2 separate regions of the Homo sapiens genome follow, and region 1 is linked to region 2. Evidence: chromatin loops called from intact Hi-C (ENCODE). Cell type or tissue: stomach. All regions are shown on one strand. Links, peaks and the distances in the headings refer to the core of each region. The heading gives the core; the rest is flanking DNA. Region 1 overlaps LOC105371910 (a long non-coding RNA gene). Region 2 overlaps TMC6 (transmembrane channel like 6).

Region 1 (8,316 bases), core at 76-8,075, 140 kb before region 2:
CCCATTGTGTTGGGCACTGGGGATGGGCCATGCCGAGCTCCCGCTAGCCCACGGTGAGCTGATGGAGTGCAGGTGAACATCCTGTGGCTTCCTGTTGAAGTCATGCACAGGGTCTCCCCAGCTCTGTAGCCCCCCTGCTCTGCACCTGGCTGGGGAACAGCCCTCACGCCCCCCTCACTCCACCCCCCATTCTCTCCCGGTCTCGCACCCTCATGGCACCTCACTCTGGATTTCCGGAGATGGTGCTGAAGGCGAACCTGGAGAGGGACATCTTTCCCACTAGGGGGTCCCAGTTGGGGAAGTGCAGGGGCTTGGAGGAGCTCCCTCCCTTCCCCTTCCCACCCTCCCAACAGCACACATGACCTTGACACCCAGTGGCCCCCACGTGGGCCAAGTGCATGCCCACCATGGGCCCAGCCAGGCCCCCAGGCCCAGCGCCCTGTCCTTTGCCACCCAGTCCCCCAGGCTGGGAATGATGATGGCAGTGCCGACAACTCCCCTCTGGATCCCAAGCTATCGGGGCTGGGCTTAGGCTAGGGCGCTATAGATCCTGCAGGCTCAGGGCCAAGAGGATGGGATGGAAAGGACATTTCCCCCCCCCCACCCCCCCCACCTGTTTACCAGGACCCAGGGCCGCTATCTCCAGCTGCGATCTGCTGCCTCCCTTTATCTCAGCGGGGCCAGCCCTGGGTTCCCAGCAGCAGCCTCCCCGGCGCGCACTTCCTGCCAGCAGCCCAGCGTTACAGGAATCCGCACACTGAACTCAGCATGTGAGTGTGTGCCCACACCCCAGCGCCTGCGCCTGGGCGGGTGCCAGGGAGCCGGGGGCGCCGTGAAAGGCAGCCCACCTGGGGCTTATGTCGCAAGGCCCCCTCCAGCCAGCCCAGTGGCCTCCCACTGCTCAGGGGAGCCGCAAATCTCTCAAGAAGGCCAGGGAGGGGGCTGTCTTCAGGACCCCCAGACCTGACTCTGAGAGGCTGAGGCCAGGCCAGCCCCTGTTCCTCTGGAATCCTCGCCATGTCCTTCTGCACAGGGGTCTCACACCCTGGGGGGTGTGCACACTTCTGCCTGGGGGGTCCCAGGGGCAGGGGATGGCGAACCACATGTCCCTCCATTGTCAGTCACCTGGCTGGTGTTTACTGAGTCCTGTGGTCCTGGCACTGGGCTAGGCATGCAGGACACACCAAAGGAGGAGGGCGTCTGGGCCCTGCAGGCACAGGGCATCAGCCACACGGAGAAGTCAGAGGAGTAAACAGGCAGCTGTGACCCGTGCGCAGTGGGAAGAAAAGGTGCTATAGGCAGCACAGGAGGAGGGCTACCTCCATCCCCCACTGGGCTGGGCCAGGAGGGCTTCATGGAGAATGAGGCGTCTCAGCTAAGATCTGAAGACTTAGAAGGTGGTGACCAGGGATGCGTGCCGACGGTTGGGGGTTTTCCAGACAGAATGCAGGTGCAGAGGTCTCGGGGTGAAAGAGAGGCCAGCGCATTCGGGAACAGAAGTGTTGCAAGCCAGAGTGTGGGGCGGGGAGGCGTCTGGGAGGCAGAAGGGCTGGATCCCACAGAGGCCAGGGAGGAAGCCCCGCCGAGGGGCCCCACTGCACCCACGGACAGAGGAGCTCAGAAGTTTGGGAAGGGCTGGGCTGCAGGGGTCAGTCCTGGGGGGCAGGGGCTCAGGAGAGAAGGGAGCAGCTGGCATGTGGGGGTGGGGCCAGCCTGCGTTGGGGCAGGAGATGACCCCAGGACCTCCAGTGATGGTGACCCTTCTAGTGAGAATGTCAAGAAGAACTGCAGAGAGGGGAGGGAAGAGGGTCAGTGCTGGGACAGGGGTGGGGGCAAGTAGAGTTGGCTCCACAGAGGGCTTTGGGCTTCTCATCCCAGCCTGGGAACTGCGGCCCGTCCCCAGCTTACCAGCAAGACAACTCAGATCTCAGTTGCAGCCAGGGTCACACACACACACGTGCGCACACACACATGCACACACACACACACACCCATGTACACACGCATGCACACACACACATGTAGGAGCCCAGACAACCCCCCAGAGGCCAAGCTGGGGTCATGGGGTCCACCTGCCACAGGCCTCACTGCACCTTTCCGTGTGAGAGCCCACCCTTCTTGCTCCTCCACACTGTCAGACCCCACTGGGACAAGGCAGGGCTGGCCCAGGTGACCCGGGGACTAGATAGGAGGACCCAGAAGAAGGAAACTGTTCTGCCCCAGGTTCCCCCAGGGAGAGGCCACCTATCTGGGGAGACAGCTCTGATTTGGGAGAAAGGGAGAAAGGCCCTGTTGGGTGACCAGCTGTGCCTCTCGGGCAGGGTCCTCGGGCCTCTGTGACCCCAGCCTCCCTGCCCATCCTTCCACTGCAAAGCCGCTGGGACCATTGGCAGGGAAGCTGCAGAGGGCAGGCTTTGCAGACTGCGAAGCTTGGCAAACAGGAGGCCATTCTGTGATTCTGCCATAGCTCGAGGGGCCGGGGGTCCATTTGTTTGTCCCCCTTCTCCCCTGAGCGCTGCTATCCCTGCCCCCAGTCCCTGCCCCGCCAGACCACCTCCTTTCCTTCCCACAGAGGCCTCCGTTCCCCGCCCCCTACTTCCCAGCAGAAGGTCTGGAGCCAGACAATGAGATAAGGGGCTTGTTTTCTAAGGGCAGGAATTTGGTGCAGATTGTGGGTCAGGCCCAGAAGGGCTCTGGGGAGGGGAAGGCAGCAAGCCTGTCCATCACATGGGTGTCCTTGGGACCACTGACCCTGCGGGTACTTACAATTCCCACCAAGCTGAAGGAAGAGAGATGGAGAGCCCCTGAGAGGTCATCAGGCCCCGGATGTAGCTTTTGGGCTCCATCCCCACCCCTGCTCACTTCCCCAGCCACGCTGGCCCTCAGGGCCACAAACGCAGCAGCTCCTCTCTACCCAGAGGCTTCACCCCTGCTATCCCTCTGTCCAAAGTCGGCTCCATCTTCGAAGCTCAGCCTAATCACTGCTTCCTCCAAAAAGCCTGCCCTGCTGCCTGGACTGGGACTGTTAGAGCTGCTTCCTCGCTGCCATCCTCTCACGGCCAGCATCTTGTCCCCCACCCCTGGGACCTGAGCTCTGGAGGGCAGGCCACCTCTGCTCGCCCTAAGTCCCCAGGCCTGACCTGGAGCTGGCCTGTGGTAAAGGCCTGGCCATGACTGATCTAGGATGGGTGTCCTCCTCACCAAGGGCCACCCTCACCAGACGCTTGGCCCAGCAGCTGTGGCCCCTCCTGGATCTTTCTCCTATGGGGGACAGAAAGAGGAAGAGGAGCCGCTGAGTGGCAATGGGTGCCTGTGCTCCCTGTGTGGGGGAAGGGCACCCCACAGTCTAGACTGTGTCAGAGTTCACCCCAAAGCCCCCGGGCCCTCAGAGTTCCAAGCTGGGATCAGTAACGACAATGATAATAACAGCCACAGCTGGGCAGGTCGTGATGGCTCACGCCTGTAATCCCAGCACTTTGTGGGGCTGAGGGAGAATCACTTGGGCTCAGGAGCTTGAGACCAGCCTGAGCAACACAGCAAGACCTTGTCTCTACGAAAAACACAGAAAGATTAGCCAGGCATAGTAGCACTTGCCTGTAGTCCCAACTACTTGGGAGGCTGAGGTGGGAGGTTCACCCAAGCCCAGGAAGTCAAGAATGCACTGAGCTGTAATCACACCACTGCACTCCAGCTTGGGGGATAGAGTGAGACCCTGTCTTAAAAAATTAAAAAACAGCCACAGTGGGGTGACCACCCTGAGCTTACAGCAAGCCAGGCATTGGGGTCAGCACCAAACACATATCCAGTCACTGAATGCTCACAACAGCCCAATCTGCAGTTGAGGAAACCGAGGCACAAAGAAGCTACATGGCTTGTCCAAGGCCACACAGCTGGCTTGAACTTCAGCACCACCCTGCCCCCATGGAGGCAGTCCACCCAGGGGCAGGGGCCTATGGAGGAGGGGCTCCCCACGCATTCTTTTAGCGGTCTCCCCTTAGACTGGAACCCGGCTGGAGACATAGCCCTGTCCCCCAGCCTGGCACCTGGACACCTGGACACTGCCTGGCGCACCGAACTTGCTCAACAAATCAATACTGAAGATGGTAAACGAGGGAAGCTGTGTTTTAGGGGCAGCATGAAACAGTGATTTAGGGCTGCCCTCTGGAGACAGCGGTACCCCGCCCGGACCAATTCCTACCCAAGTGGCCTCCAGCTGTCCGTTAGCTCCGCGTCTCCTGTTCCCCATCTGCAAGACAGGGATAGCAATAGTGCTTGTCTCCTAGAGTCGTTGGGAGGTTTAACTGAGCTAACATTTGCAAAGGGCCTGGGGCAGAGCCTGGCACATGGCAAGTGCCACATGAGCGTCTGTGTTATAAAAGCTCGCCCAGGGCTGGGTGCAGTGGCTCACGCCTGTAATCCCAGCAATTTGGGAGGTCAAGTCGGGTGGATCACCTGAGGTCAAGAGTTCGAGACCAGCCAGGCCAACATGGTGAAAACTCCTCTCTACTAAAAATACAAAAAAAAAAAAAAATTAGCTGGGCGTGGTGGCGCGCGCCTGTAATCCCAGCTACTCGGGAGGCTGAGACAGGAGAATTGCTTGTACCTGTGAGGCGGAGGTTGCAGTGAGTCAAGATCGCGTCACTGCACTCCAGCCTGGGCGACAAAGCGAGACTCTGTCACACACACACACACACACACACACACACACACACACACACACACTCGCTCGGCCTCGGTTTCTCCTTCAATGAGCAGAACCTTCTGCTTCAGCATCACGGGCTCGCTGGTTCTCCGCCGCGACGCAGCCCGTACTACAACTCCCAGCGTGCCACGGGGCCCGTTCGCAGACGCTCGCGCACGCCCGCCGCGAGGGAGCGCGAACTACAACTCCCAGCGTGCCACGGGGCTCGCTCCCTGGACCCCCGGCCCAGGGCGGCTGCTTCCCAGCTCTAGGAATTCTGGCCGCACCGACCACGTCGCTCTCGCCGCCTTCGCTGGGGAGTAGAGGAGTCAGCAGCTCCCGCCGGGGTGGGGAGTCGGGCGCTGCCCGCGCCATGCTCCGCAGACTGGCCCGAGCGGCGGCCCCGGTACATGGGGCGCTCCGGGCGGGGTGTGGGAGCGCGGGGGTCGCAGCCTACGTGGTGGGCCTGCGCAGCGACAAGGTGACCAGGCCCGGGCCGGCCATGAGGTGCGTCATGGCCGAGGCGGTCGTGGGGGACGACGACTACGGCGAAGACCGGCGTGCAGGCCGGGGGTCGTGGAGGCGGCAGCGGAGCGCTGTCCGTGATGGTCTGGGACGCAGGGGAAGTGGCTCCCTTGGCGCTTAAAACCCATTTATGCCTAGTGTTCCATTATTGGAACGCTAAGCATCTGGGAGGTATTTATGTCCTACTGCTCAAGGTCATCGCCAAGGTCTGATGGCAAAAATTCAAAAAATTGCAACCTCCGACATAAATGGGTGTAATGAACACCTGCCACAGGATAGGCTTGCCGTCTGCGTGCGTGCTGCTGTTACCTGAAAGTTAGAAATGCAGATTCCGGCCGGGCGCAGTGGCTCAAGCCTGTAATCCTAGCATTTTGAGAGGCCAAGGCAGGCGGATCACGAGGTCAGGAGTTCGAGACCAGCCTGGCCAACATGATGAAACCCCATCTCTACTAAAAATACAAAAATTATCTGGGCGTGGTGGTGGGCACCCGTAATCCCAGCTTCTCAGGAGGCTGAGGCAGGAGAATCACTTGAACCCGGGAGGCAGAGGTTGCAGTGAGCTGAGATCGTCCCACTGCATTCCAGCCTGGGCGACAAGAGCGAGACTCCATCTCAAAAAAAAAAAAATAAAAATAAAAATAAATAAATAAAAGAAATGCAGATTCACATGGCCTGCCGAGAAGAACCTGCATTTCTATAGGCTCACCAGGTGGTTGTGTGTGTCCTGCATTGTCACCCAGCTGCCCCCTGAGATGGGTGATGTCCAGTCTTGCAGAGGAGGGTTCTGAGATGTGGAGGGAGGCGCTCCAGGCCCCATACTTAGTAAATGGCAGAACCAAGGTTTGAACCCGGGTCTTCTGACTCTGAAACCCACAACTGTTCTCCTGCACTGCCTTCCCCCACAGAAGGCAAATGGAAAATAGATGTAGAAAGGGGCAGGTTCTACAGGCTGCACCTCGCAAGGAGTGGGTTCTAATAACCTAGGGAGTGTCTCCAGGGTACAGCGACCCCCAGCCCCAGCCCTGGGTTGTGAGTTGCCATAGTGAACCACTTTGACTGTTGGGGTGTGCACACCCCTCAGCTAGGCCAGGACAAGCCATGGGGTCACCAGTTGAATCCCGAGGGCCCGTCTGCTAAGGGGTTAAGGGATGGCTGGGGCTAAGCATGTATCCAGCTGCTGCCCAGCGTTGCTGGAGATGCTGATCTCCATGCTCCCAGGCAGCCTCACATGTCAACAAGTCACTGCCGCTCAAGGAGAGGCTGGGGAGGCGCTTGAGTTGATGGGAGTCTAGAGAGGGTGCCCTGGGAAGCAGAGGATGGGGCGAGGCTGTGGCTCACGGGGAAGGGGGCTTCACAGAGGAGCCCTCCTGCAGGCTGAGTGGAAGCATCCCAGGCAGGGAAGGGAGCGCCGGCTCACAGGGCAGGGGTCTTCAGGAGCAGAAGCAGACTGGTGAGAAAGGTCTTCAGGGCGCAGGTGGGGATGTGGCAGGTGTGGAGAGTGCAGGAGGCTCTGAGGAGGGGGGGCAGAGGCCAGGTCACTCCAGCCCTGAGTGTCATGCTAAGGACTTGATGCCACAGTTGGGGGGACCACAGTGGGCTTTACAGCAAGAGCGGGAGCCTTCCTCACCCTCCAGCTGCACCCTCACACCCCGTCCAGCCCCCCACTCATCCCTCCTGACGAGGAAAGGAAGTCAGCAGAGAAACCACAGGCCCCACCTGCAAAGGGCTGAGGGGAAAGGAAGTGAGACAGGTGTGAGGTCTGCCGGGGACAGGTTCAAACCACAAGAGAGGTTCTTGGGGGGAGCGGGGAGAGGCCATGGCCCAGGGTAGGTGGGGTGCAGAGTTGACTGAGGGCCCTGTGGGGCTGGATGTGTGGTTGCTAAGCCCACAGAGTGTGCAGCTGGTGGATGGGGCTCCAAACCCACTCAGCTGCTCACCGGAGCCTCGGGCTAGGGGCCTCACCTGGGCTCAGGGCGTGCTCTGGCCCAAGTGACACAGGGAAAGCAGCATGGACGGTGCTGACACCCGAGTGTGCAAGCACAGCGGCTTCCCTGTCCCTCCGCAGAGCTGCAAGAAATGGCTGTGGAGCTGCTAGGGCTGGGGCGCACCCTCTTTGTGCCCTCCAACACTATGGCCAACCTCATCTCTGGTGAGCGCAGGGCGACTTCTGTCTGCCTAGCAGGTCCTCAGTGCATATGGGGGGGCTCTGACACTCATGGACCACATTCCTCCATTTCTGTTGGGTTGGTGGGGAGCCCTGGAAGGAGATGGGGGAGGAGGACAGTGGGGGCTGCAGGTCTGCTCCTCCCTAGCTCCTCTTCCGAGGGTCCCCAGGGCCTCTGGGCCAGCGTCAGGGACCTCTCCACATAGCCCTGGCTCCGGGTTCCTGCAGCCACACCTTCCTCTCACCCCTCAGGCCTGTTCTCCGGGCTTCCCTGCTCCTGCCTCCCCTCTATAAACCGTCCCATGATTAAACACTGCCAGTTTCCCAGTGTGTGTGTGCCGTCTGTTTCCTGCCAGGGTCTGACGACTGCAGGTGCCTCGGCTGCGTGTCCACCAAGAAGCAGCATTGCAGCAGCTTCTCCAGCAGGCGATGCTCTGTGGAGGGGCCTCCAGGCGCAGGTGTGCAGGCTGGGTGTGGCCCAGCGATTCCCAGCGCAGCACAGCTATCCTAGACTTGTGTGTTTAATGGGATGGTCTTCTGGCACGTAGCACTGAGGTGTCTTGAAGGTGCTGTTTCCTTGCCGGCCTCAGGCATTTGTGAGTTGACTGTAGCCTTAGGGCTCAGCCTAGCCACGCTGAGCAGGGCCACATGCCTCCAGACTCAATGCCAAGACCTGCCCTCCTTCTGTCTCAGTGATGTGTCACTGCTGGCGCCGGGGCTCCCAGCTCCTCCTTGGGCAGGAGTGCCACCTCCACGTCTATGAGCAGGGTGGGGTGGCTCAGGTAAGGAGCAGGCATTGCTCACCTGGGGCCCTGGGCATCCTCCAGCCAGCACAGGCTGCTCAGGGGCAAACCCCCTTCCCAGGCACCAGGCTGGGACCTGCGGAGGGGAGAAAGGGACAGCCATGGAGAAGCTGGCTGGGATGGCAGCCTCTCCAGGGGAGGAA
Region 2 (8,316 bases), core at 46-8,045:
ACATCCAGGTGGTGCGGGGCCAGCGCAAGGTCATCTGCCTGCTCAAGGAGCAGATCAGCAATGTGAGTGCCCCTCCTGGGCTGCTCTCAGCCCCCACCCTCTCAGGTCACCTGAGGGTGACGCTCCCCTCCACTCCCCTGTACATCTCCTGTGGGCCTTGGCTGGTGAAAGGGTTTGTTTGCCAAACAAGTGACCCTGATCAATACGTGCACTTCAGATCAAGTGACGAAGTAGCCGTGAGACAGAGCCAGGCTCCTGATCCCCAAGGACCCGCAGGGCCCCACTGGGACCAGGGCTCTGGGGGGTGGGGTGTGATTTCAGCCCCCGGGTGTGGCCCCGCTGAGGGTTTAGACAGTCTCTGTGAGGATTTTTGGGTCCCTATGGACTCTTCACTCATTTTACAAACAGGTGGATTAAGGTTGAGAGTTAGGACTTAAAACTTTTTTTTTTGGAGACGGAGTCTCGCTCTGTCACCCAGGCTGGAGTGCAGTGGCACAGTCTCAGCTGACTGCAACCTCTGCCTCCTGGGTTCAAGCAACTGTCTTGCCTCAGCCTCCCGAGTAGCTGGGAGTACAGGGCCTGCCGCCACTCCGGCTACTTTTTTGTGTTTTTCGTACAGATGCAGTTTCACTGTGTTGCCCAGGCTGGTCTCGAGCTCCTGAGGCAATCCACCCACCTTGGCCTCCCAAAGTGCTAGGATTATAGGCATGAGCCACCGTGCCTGGCCAAAACATTTTTATGAAGAAAACAATGTTTGACCGGGTGTGGTGGGGCTCATGCCTATAGTCCCAATGCTTTGGGAGGCCAAGGTGGGAGAATGGCTGGAGCCCAGGAGTTCGAGACCAGCCTGGGCAACAGAGTGAAACCTCGTCTCTATAAAAATTTTAAAAGTTAGCTGGGTGTGGTGGTGTGCACCTGTAGTCCCAGCTACTTGGGAGGCTGAGGGAGGAGATTGCTTGAGCCCAGGTTGAGGCTGCAGTGAGCTATGATTGTGCCACTGCGCTCCAGCCTGGGTGACAGTGAAACTCTGTCTCATAAAAAAAAAAAAAAAAAAGCCTGGGCATGGGGGCTCAGGCCTCTAATCCCAGCACTTTGGGAGGCCGAGGTGAGCAGATCACTTGAGGTCAGGAGGTCGAGACCAGCCTGACCATCATGGCAAAACCCCGTCTCTACTAAAAGTACAAAAATCAGCTGGGCGTGGTGGCGTCCACCTGTACCAGCTACTCAGGAGGCGGAGGCAGGAGAATCAGCCCAGATTGCGCCACTGCACTCCAGCCCGGGCGACAGAGCGAGTTGCTGAGGCCCTCATGCTGTGTCATGGGAGTGAGTTGCAGAAGGGGGTCGGACCCCATACCGGAGAGGCAGCCCCCAGGAGTACTGTCCACCCGGCAGCTGGTCCCTGTGCCCACTCCCTTCGCCCCTGTGCCCACTCCCTTCGCCCCTGTGCCCACTCCCTTCGCCCCTGTGCCCACTCCCTTCGCCCCTGTGCCCACTCCCTTCGCCCCTGTGCCCACTCCCTTCGCCCCTGTGCCCACTCCCTTCGCCCCTGTGCCCACTCCCTTCGCCCCTGTGCCCACTCCCTTCGCCCCTGTGCCCACTCCCTTCGCCCCTGTGCCCACTCCCTTCGCCCCTGTGCCCACTCCCTTCGCCCCTGTGCCCACTCCCTTCGCCCCTGTGCCCACTCCCTTCGCCCCTGTGCCCACTCCCTTCGCTCCTCTCTGCCCAGGAGGACCTCCTTGCCCACTGGGCACCCACCAAGTTGGAGACAAGGCACTTTCCCCCCGGGCTACCCAGCCTGGCCTCCTCCCCGAGGCCCCTCCCCTGGGGAACGGCCCCCCGTGAAGCAGGTCCTGTGGCTTTTCCAGGCTTGCGTCCTGCTGCTGGGCTCTGCCCTCCCCCTAGGGCTCCCCATCCCCTCCCATTGCCATTTGTCCTCCTGCAGGTTTTCACTCTGGGGCTGGTGAGTGCCAGTGTCCTTAGGCATGCTCCACACCAGGGCTAGGGGGGCGCTTGTGGGGATCAGCGGCTGGCGTCTGCCAAGGCGAGGGCAGGGCGGGGTGCAGCCAGTGGGCCTCGGCAGCCATGTGACCCTGCTGCTGGCTAGTTGGTGCCAGGATCCAGGGCTCCAGGCAGCTCGTCCCAGCTCGTCCCAAGCACTCATGGGACGGCTCCCACATTGCTTGGGTTGTAAACACTGTAGTACACACTGTCCCATCTCCTGCCTTTCCCGTTTCACCACATAGAGCTGAAAGCCTGGCATCTCGGCTGCGGTGGTTGTCTGGCTGTAGATATTGGAAGTGGGGAATGGCTCCTGCCCTACTGGGTGGCATTTCAGAGCCCCCAGGGGCCAGGTAGGGCCAGGTGGGTCCGGGCGGGGAATGCAGAGTGGTGCTGGGAGAATCCCAGCTCTACCCACCGTTGCTCTGGGATGGGAAGGACCTTTCTCCAGGCGGATGCTGGCTGTGGTGTCTACCCAAGGCCGAGCTCTGACCCGTCTTTGGGGCTGTCGGTCTGAGTTTTCCCCGTGCAGGTCGGCATGGCTCAAGTGCACAGCCCCTCCATACTCATCAGCAACTCGATAGAAGCTACTTAGGTTGTTGCTTAAGGGGCCCATGGTCTCTCCTTGAAGGTATTCTAAGTGGTCCTCCTAGGCTGAGCCAGGTTGCCAGGTGCCCAGAGCCAATCCGTGTGGCTCTTGACAGAACTCCTGTTCTCTGTGTGAAGCTCCGGGCGGGGAATCCCGGTCTGACCCAGGCACTGATGATCAGTGTTTCGGTGCACCAGATCCTTTGCTAAGTGCCCCCTCTGCTTGTCACATTTCATTGTCGAAAGAGCCCTGGGTCAGTCCAGTACTGGCCCCAAAGATGTCCCCGTCCTAAGACTGGATGGAGCCTGTGAATACGTTACGTTGCGTGGCTGGGGAATTACGATTGCAGGTAGAATTAAAGTTGCCAGTCAGCTGACTTTGGATAGGAGATGGCCCTAGATTATCGTGGTGGCCCAGCGTGATCTCAGGGTCCTTAGAGGTGAAAAACAGAGGCCGGAGTGTCAGGGTCAGAGTGGTGCCACGTGAGCAGGACTTGAGCAGCCACTGCTGGCTTTGAAGTGGAGGAAAGGGCTGAGAGCCAGGGGCCTCTAGAAGTTGGAAAAGGCGAGGAAGAGGATTCTCCCCCGAAGCCTCCGGGAGGAATGTAGCCCTGATCATGCTTGACTGGAGCCCAGTGAGACTCATTTTGGACTTCTCACTTCCAGAACTGAAAGTTGAGAAACCGGTGGTGTTTTAAGCCACGAAGTTGATGACAGTTCGTTACGACAGCAGCAGGAAACTAATGTAAACCCTGTGCCTTGTGTTATTATCCCCCTTTACAGATGCTGCCACTGAGGTCACAGAGTTAGTAACCCAAGGCAGAGCCAGTACGTGGCAGGGCTGGTTTTAAATTGAGTCAGGCTGGCTCTGGGCTGCTGATTACATTTCCCTTTTCACTTTGGCCACTAGGAAGCTTAGATCCACACATACGCCCACTTCCTGGCTCTTGGTTTTTCCTTGTCCTTGTTTGGTGGCCCTTTCACCTTTTCTTTTATGTTTTTGCTGCTTGCGATGTTGAATACACCTCGTGAGTTTTCCCTCAAATGCAGTTTGGAACAGGATGGCTCTGGATGGGCTGATGGATGATTTCTCCTCCCCTTTGTGTTCTGGCCTTTCTAGGAGGGTGAGGACAAAATCTTCTTAATCAACAAGCTTCACTCCATCTACGAGAGGAAGGAGAGGGAGGAGAGGAGCAGGTGAGGGTCCGTGGAGGGATTGGGGACACTCTGAGCCTGGAGGGGAGAGGGGCCAGGGCTGGACAGTAGGGCTGCCACTGGGGCTACACCACGACATTGCTGACACTTGACCGCTTTTGACCTACAAAAATCTCCCCCCCGGCGCCCACCTTCACTCTCTCTAGAGCCTTCTCTGGCCTCCGGAGCCTGGCCATTTTGACAGGGACCTAAAATACATCTCAGGAGAAAGGCTGTGGGGCGTCTGGCCTGTCCCTCGCCGGGCCTTGGCTGCGCCCAGCCAGGTTGCAGGGATGTTGATGTTTATGGGGTCCCCTCAGTGATGTCTCTTTCTGGCAGGGTTGGGACAACCGAGGAGGCTGCGGCACCCCCTGCCCTGCTCACAGATGAACAGGATGCCTAGGGGGACGGCGATGGGCCTCACGGGCCCGCCCAGCACCCTGAGACCACACTGTTGCCTCCCAGTGACCCTGCTGGGACACCAGGACAAGGAAGACAGTTTCGCCTCTCGAAAGCCGCAGCTGCGCCTAGGCTGGAGCTGGAAGGGTGGGTGAATCCGGCTTGGGCATCCCCAATGAACTCTGCCCTGCCTGGGACTCTATTTATTCTGATTAAAGGGGTTTTGCAAATGGGCTTGTCCCTTGGGGCTCTGTGTCTGTGACCACACCCGGGGCCTGCTTCCCGCTGCCCTGGGGCCACCTCCAGGCGCAGGTCTGGGTCCTGGGAACCTCAGCTGGAGTGGGGGCGCCCTCTGCTGGCCAAGCCCCAGATGGCAGGGGCTGGACCGCGCCAGGGCTTGATTCGCTTGCTGCCTTTGACCAGCCTGAACTCGCGCCCAGGAGGGGCTTACACCTGCACAAGTGAGCCGAGCAGGCACGGATTGTGACCAGAGCGATGCGTCAACCATTGGGTGATGCTGTAGCATCTACTGGAGCAGGAGACAAATTTAGAGAGGGACTTGGAGGGGAGACATATCAGTTGCAAATGAGTTGTGGGGACAGTTGCCTCCCAGGCATAGGTAACCAGCACCTGTGCTTGGAGGCGAACAGGGCTTGGTGAGGTGGGGCTGGCCCCCTGCTTCTGGCTGCCAGCAGCTGGCTGGGGGGTGGTGATCCTGGGTCTGACTGGGCTGAGTTTGAGGAGCCCGTGGGATACCGAAAACCGTAGGCTGTGGGGGGTGGGCACAGGGATTCGGGGACCAGCCCGTCATGACCCCGTGCTCCAGGTCTGCAGGGACCAGCCCATGACAGCCCAGGGCTCCAGGTCTGCGGGGACCAGCCCATCACAGCCCAGGGCTCCAGGCCTGCGGGGACCAGCCCGTCAGCCTCAGTTCTCCAGGCCTGCGGGGACCAGCCCGTCATGACCCCAGTGCTCCAGGTCTGTGGGGACCAGCCCGTCAGCCTGTGCTCCAGGCCTGCAGGAACCAGCCCGTCAGCCTCAGTGCTCCAGGCCTGCGGGGACCAGCCCGTCAGCCTGTGCTCCAGGCCTGCGGGGACCAGCCCGTCATGACCCCAGTGCTCCAGGTCTGTGGGGACCAGCCCGTCAGCCTGTGCTCCAGGCCTGCGGGAACCAGCCCGTCATGACCCCAGTGCTCCAGGCCTGCGGGGACCAGCCCGTCATGACCCCAGTGCTCCAGGTCTGTGGGGACCAGCCCGTCACGGCGCAGGGTTCCAGGCTTGTGGGGACCAGCCTGTCACAGCCCAGGGCTCCAGGCCTGCAGGAGCTGCGCTTGGGATTGGGGGAATGAACCCAGGTGGGGAAATGGTCAAAGAGCGATGGGCCCAGAAAAGGGTCAGACCCAGATGGAGATGCCACTGGCTGCTAGCAGACCCCCACGCTGGGTCTAGCCCACCCAATCCCATGGGGATGCTCCTGTGCTCTGCAGACATCTGGGTGCTGCCACAGGGGCCCGACAGAGTTGGCATCTGGGTGGATCTGAGCCAAGTGGTGCTTCTGGGCCTCAGCAAGTAGCTGGTGCTGATTCTGGGCAGCCAACTGTGGCAGCATCTTCAGGTGCGAGTGCTGCTGGGTGAAGCTGCGTGGGCAGTCCAGAAAGTGACGTGACAGTCCACAGGGACCGACGTAGGGTTTCCAGCCCCTATCTGTGCAGATGCTGTCCTCCAAACCATCACGGTCCCTCTCTGGCTGGGGACGTGCGCCTGCCACTGCTGGCTTGCCAGCATGATCATTGGTTGTGACCTGTTGAGCCCATCTTGCCAGCCTCACAAAGGACAGTACTAGCTGCTTATGACAGGAAAGTGGAAGAACTTGGCCTGGATATTTCTGGAGAATTACCGTGTGTGCTAGTCAGTCTTTCGTGTCAACCAGGCCAGGCTGTGGGGCCCAGTGATCTCATCGAGAGGGGCCGAGGTGTTGCTGTGATCGTGTGCTGCTGGAATGTGGTGAACACCTACAGTCGATTTCACCTAAAGATCATCCTTGAGAATGTGGGTGGGCCTCATCCTATCAGCTGAAAGCTTTAAGAGCAAAACCCGAGGTGTCCCAGAGAGGGAATTCTGCCTTGAGACGGCGGCTTCCCACTCCCACTGGATGTCCAGCCCGCGGCCCCACGGCTGGGTGAGCCCGTCCTCTCCTCGTTTCTGTCTCCGGACCCACCGTGTGGCCCCAGACCCTCCAGTGAGGACCTCCCGTATTTCTTCAGAGCAGCCCTTGCGTGCTGGAGGCCTGGGCTTCAGTGTGTCCCTGGGTGCCCTGGGGCATGTTCTGTGACCTCCCAGCTCCTCGCCTCATGGGGCCGCTGTATCAAGTGACACAGTTTGTGTGCTGCGTACCATGCCTGGCACCCATTTGAGGTGTTGCAAGGAGGCCATGTTTGCTCGATGAGAGCAGCCTAAGATCTACAAACTGTTGTTCGAGTGGATGGGAACTTGATGCTATTTTCAGGCTGAATGACAAGACTCCGCGATGCTTCTCGGCCTGGGCTGCACAACGGAATCTACCAGGGAGGTTTTAAAAACACTGGTACTTGCTGGAGGTGGTGGCGCCTGTCTGTAATTGCAGCTGCTCCAGAGGCTGAGGCGGAGGATTGCTTGAGCCCAAGAGTTTCGGTTTATTTGCTTTTTCAGAGTCTTGCTCTTGCCCAGGCTGGAGTGCAGTTCCATGATCTCGGCTCACTGCCTCAGCCTCCCAAGTAGCTGGGATTACAGGTGCATACAACCAGGCCTGGCTGATCTTCGTATTTTTAGTAGAGATGGGGTTTCACCATGATGGTCAGGCTGGTCAAGATCTCCTGACCTCAAGTGATCTGCCCGCCTCGGCCTCCCAAAGTGCTGGGATTACAGACATGAACCACAACACCTGCCGAGCCCAGGTGTTTTGAATCCAGCACGGGCAATGGCAAGACCCTGTCCCAACAAACAAAAAAACACTGGTGCCTGAGGCCCACCCCGAGAGATTCTGATTGAGTTGATTTGGATTTGAATTATCTTTAAAATTTTGGATGTGAATTTTTTTTTTTTTTCTTGGAATGGAGTTTCACTCTTGTTCCCCAGGCTGGAGTGCAACGGGACGATCTTGGCTCACCGCAACCTCCGCCTACTGGGTTCAAGCCATTCTCCTGCCTCAGCTTCCCAAGTAGCTGGGATTACAGGCATGTGCTACCATGCCCAGCTAATTTTGTATTTTTAGTAGAGACAGGGTTTCTCCATGTTGCTCAGGCTGGTCTTGAACTCCTGACCTCAGGTGATCCGCCCGCCTCGGACTCCCAAAGTGCTGGGATTACAGGCATGAGCCACCATGCCTGGCCGGATGTGAATTATCTTAAAAATTTTCAGGTAATTCTAATGGGCCAAGGTTGAGAACCCCTGCTCTGGGCCCATCCGAGCACCAGGCTGTCACAAACGCATGCATGCACTCACGCCCGTGGGCTTGGGGGGCTTCGGAAATGTGCTTCTGCTTTTTTGAGATGGGGTCTTTCTGTTGCCCATCCCGGAGCACAGTGGCACGATCACAGCTCACTGCAGCCTCGACCTCCTGGGCTCAGGTGATCCTCCCGCCTCAGCCTCCTGAGTGTCTGCTTCTGGTTTTCATGATGACCTGGGGCCCAGGCATACTACACTTGTGCTGTTCAGGGGCCAGTCCTGCACCAGGAGCCCATCAGCCACAGCTCCGCCGAGAAGCACTGATATGCAGAGCTAAGCAGCTTTGTTTCCACGTGGATCCTGCGTAGGTTTTCTTGGTCCATCCGTAGACACCGCACTCCTGCAGAGGATCTTCTCGGGATGCCCCACTGTCTCTGTTTTCCCTCTTCACTGAACACTCAGTCGGGGCTCGCCATGATGCCTCTGTGTCTGCTGGCTTCTCCCCCATTGGAACAGCCTTCTTGGCACGCCACACTGCTAGCTGCTGGGCACTGTGCTTTCTGCCTTTACCGTTCTGCCGTGATGTTGCCAAAATAGCAGCAACAACAACAACAACAAAGGCTGGGCACCTGGCTCATGCCTGTATTCCCAGCAGTTCGAGATCAGCCTGGGCAACATGGTGAGACCCTATCTCTACAAAAATAAAAAATGAAAT

The links. Peaks named below come from ENCODE experiments on the same cell type or tissue, not always from the same donor. Only the 100,000 strongest peaks of a DNase experiment are listed, where the experiment ranks them.
Region 1: it touches region 2 in a loop (4-fold over the local background); 87 of 110 quality-filtered maps call a loop at or near these places.

What each region holds. Positions count from the first base shown.
Region 1 is chr17:78,251,155-78,259,470 of GRCh38, reverse strand. It overlaps LOC105371910 (a long non-coding RNA gene), which reads right to left. Exons shown (of 2, transcript NR_164160.1): 2 at 6,980-8,249. It also overlaps the pseudogene THA1P. Among named protein-coding and RNA genes, the nearest start is that of LINC01993, 23 kb to the left of the region's middle. RefSeq lists enhancers at 226-395, 1-805, 1,128-1,447, 1,458-1,507, 4,812-5,081 and 2 more, silencers at 668-717, 5,112-5,261 and cis regulatory regions at 368-956, 2,456-2,914. In stomach, for the core only: no CTCF peak of the experiment used is centred there; DNase peaks (open chromatin) are centred at 730, 4,870 and 6,900; H3K4me3 peaks cover 1,813 bases; H3K27ac peaks cover 969 bases; H3K27me3 peaks cover 1,561 bases.
Region 2 is chr17:78,109,015-78,117,330 of GRCh38, reverse strand. It overlaps TMC6 (transmembrane channel like 6), which reads left to right. Exons shown (of 20, transcript NM_001127198.5): 18 at 1-62; 19 at 3,707-3,783; 20 at 4,120-8,316. The coding sequence ends at 4,183. Among named protein-coding and RNA genes, the nearest start is that of TMC6, 16 kb to the left of the region's middle. RefSeq lists an enhancer at 4,681-4,740. In stomach, for the core only: CTCF peaks have their summits at 4,350 and 4,549 (motif pointing left); a DNase peak (open chromatin) is centred at 4,530.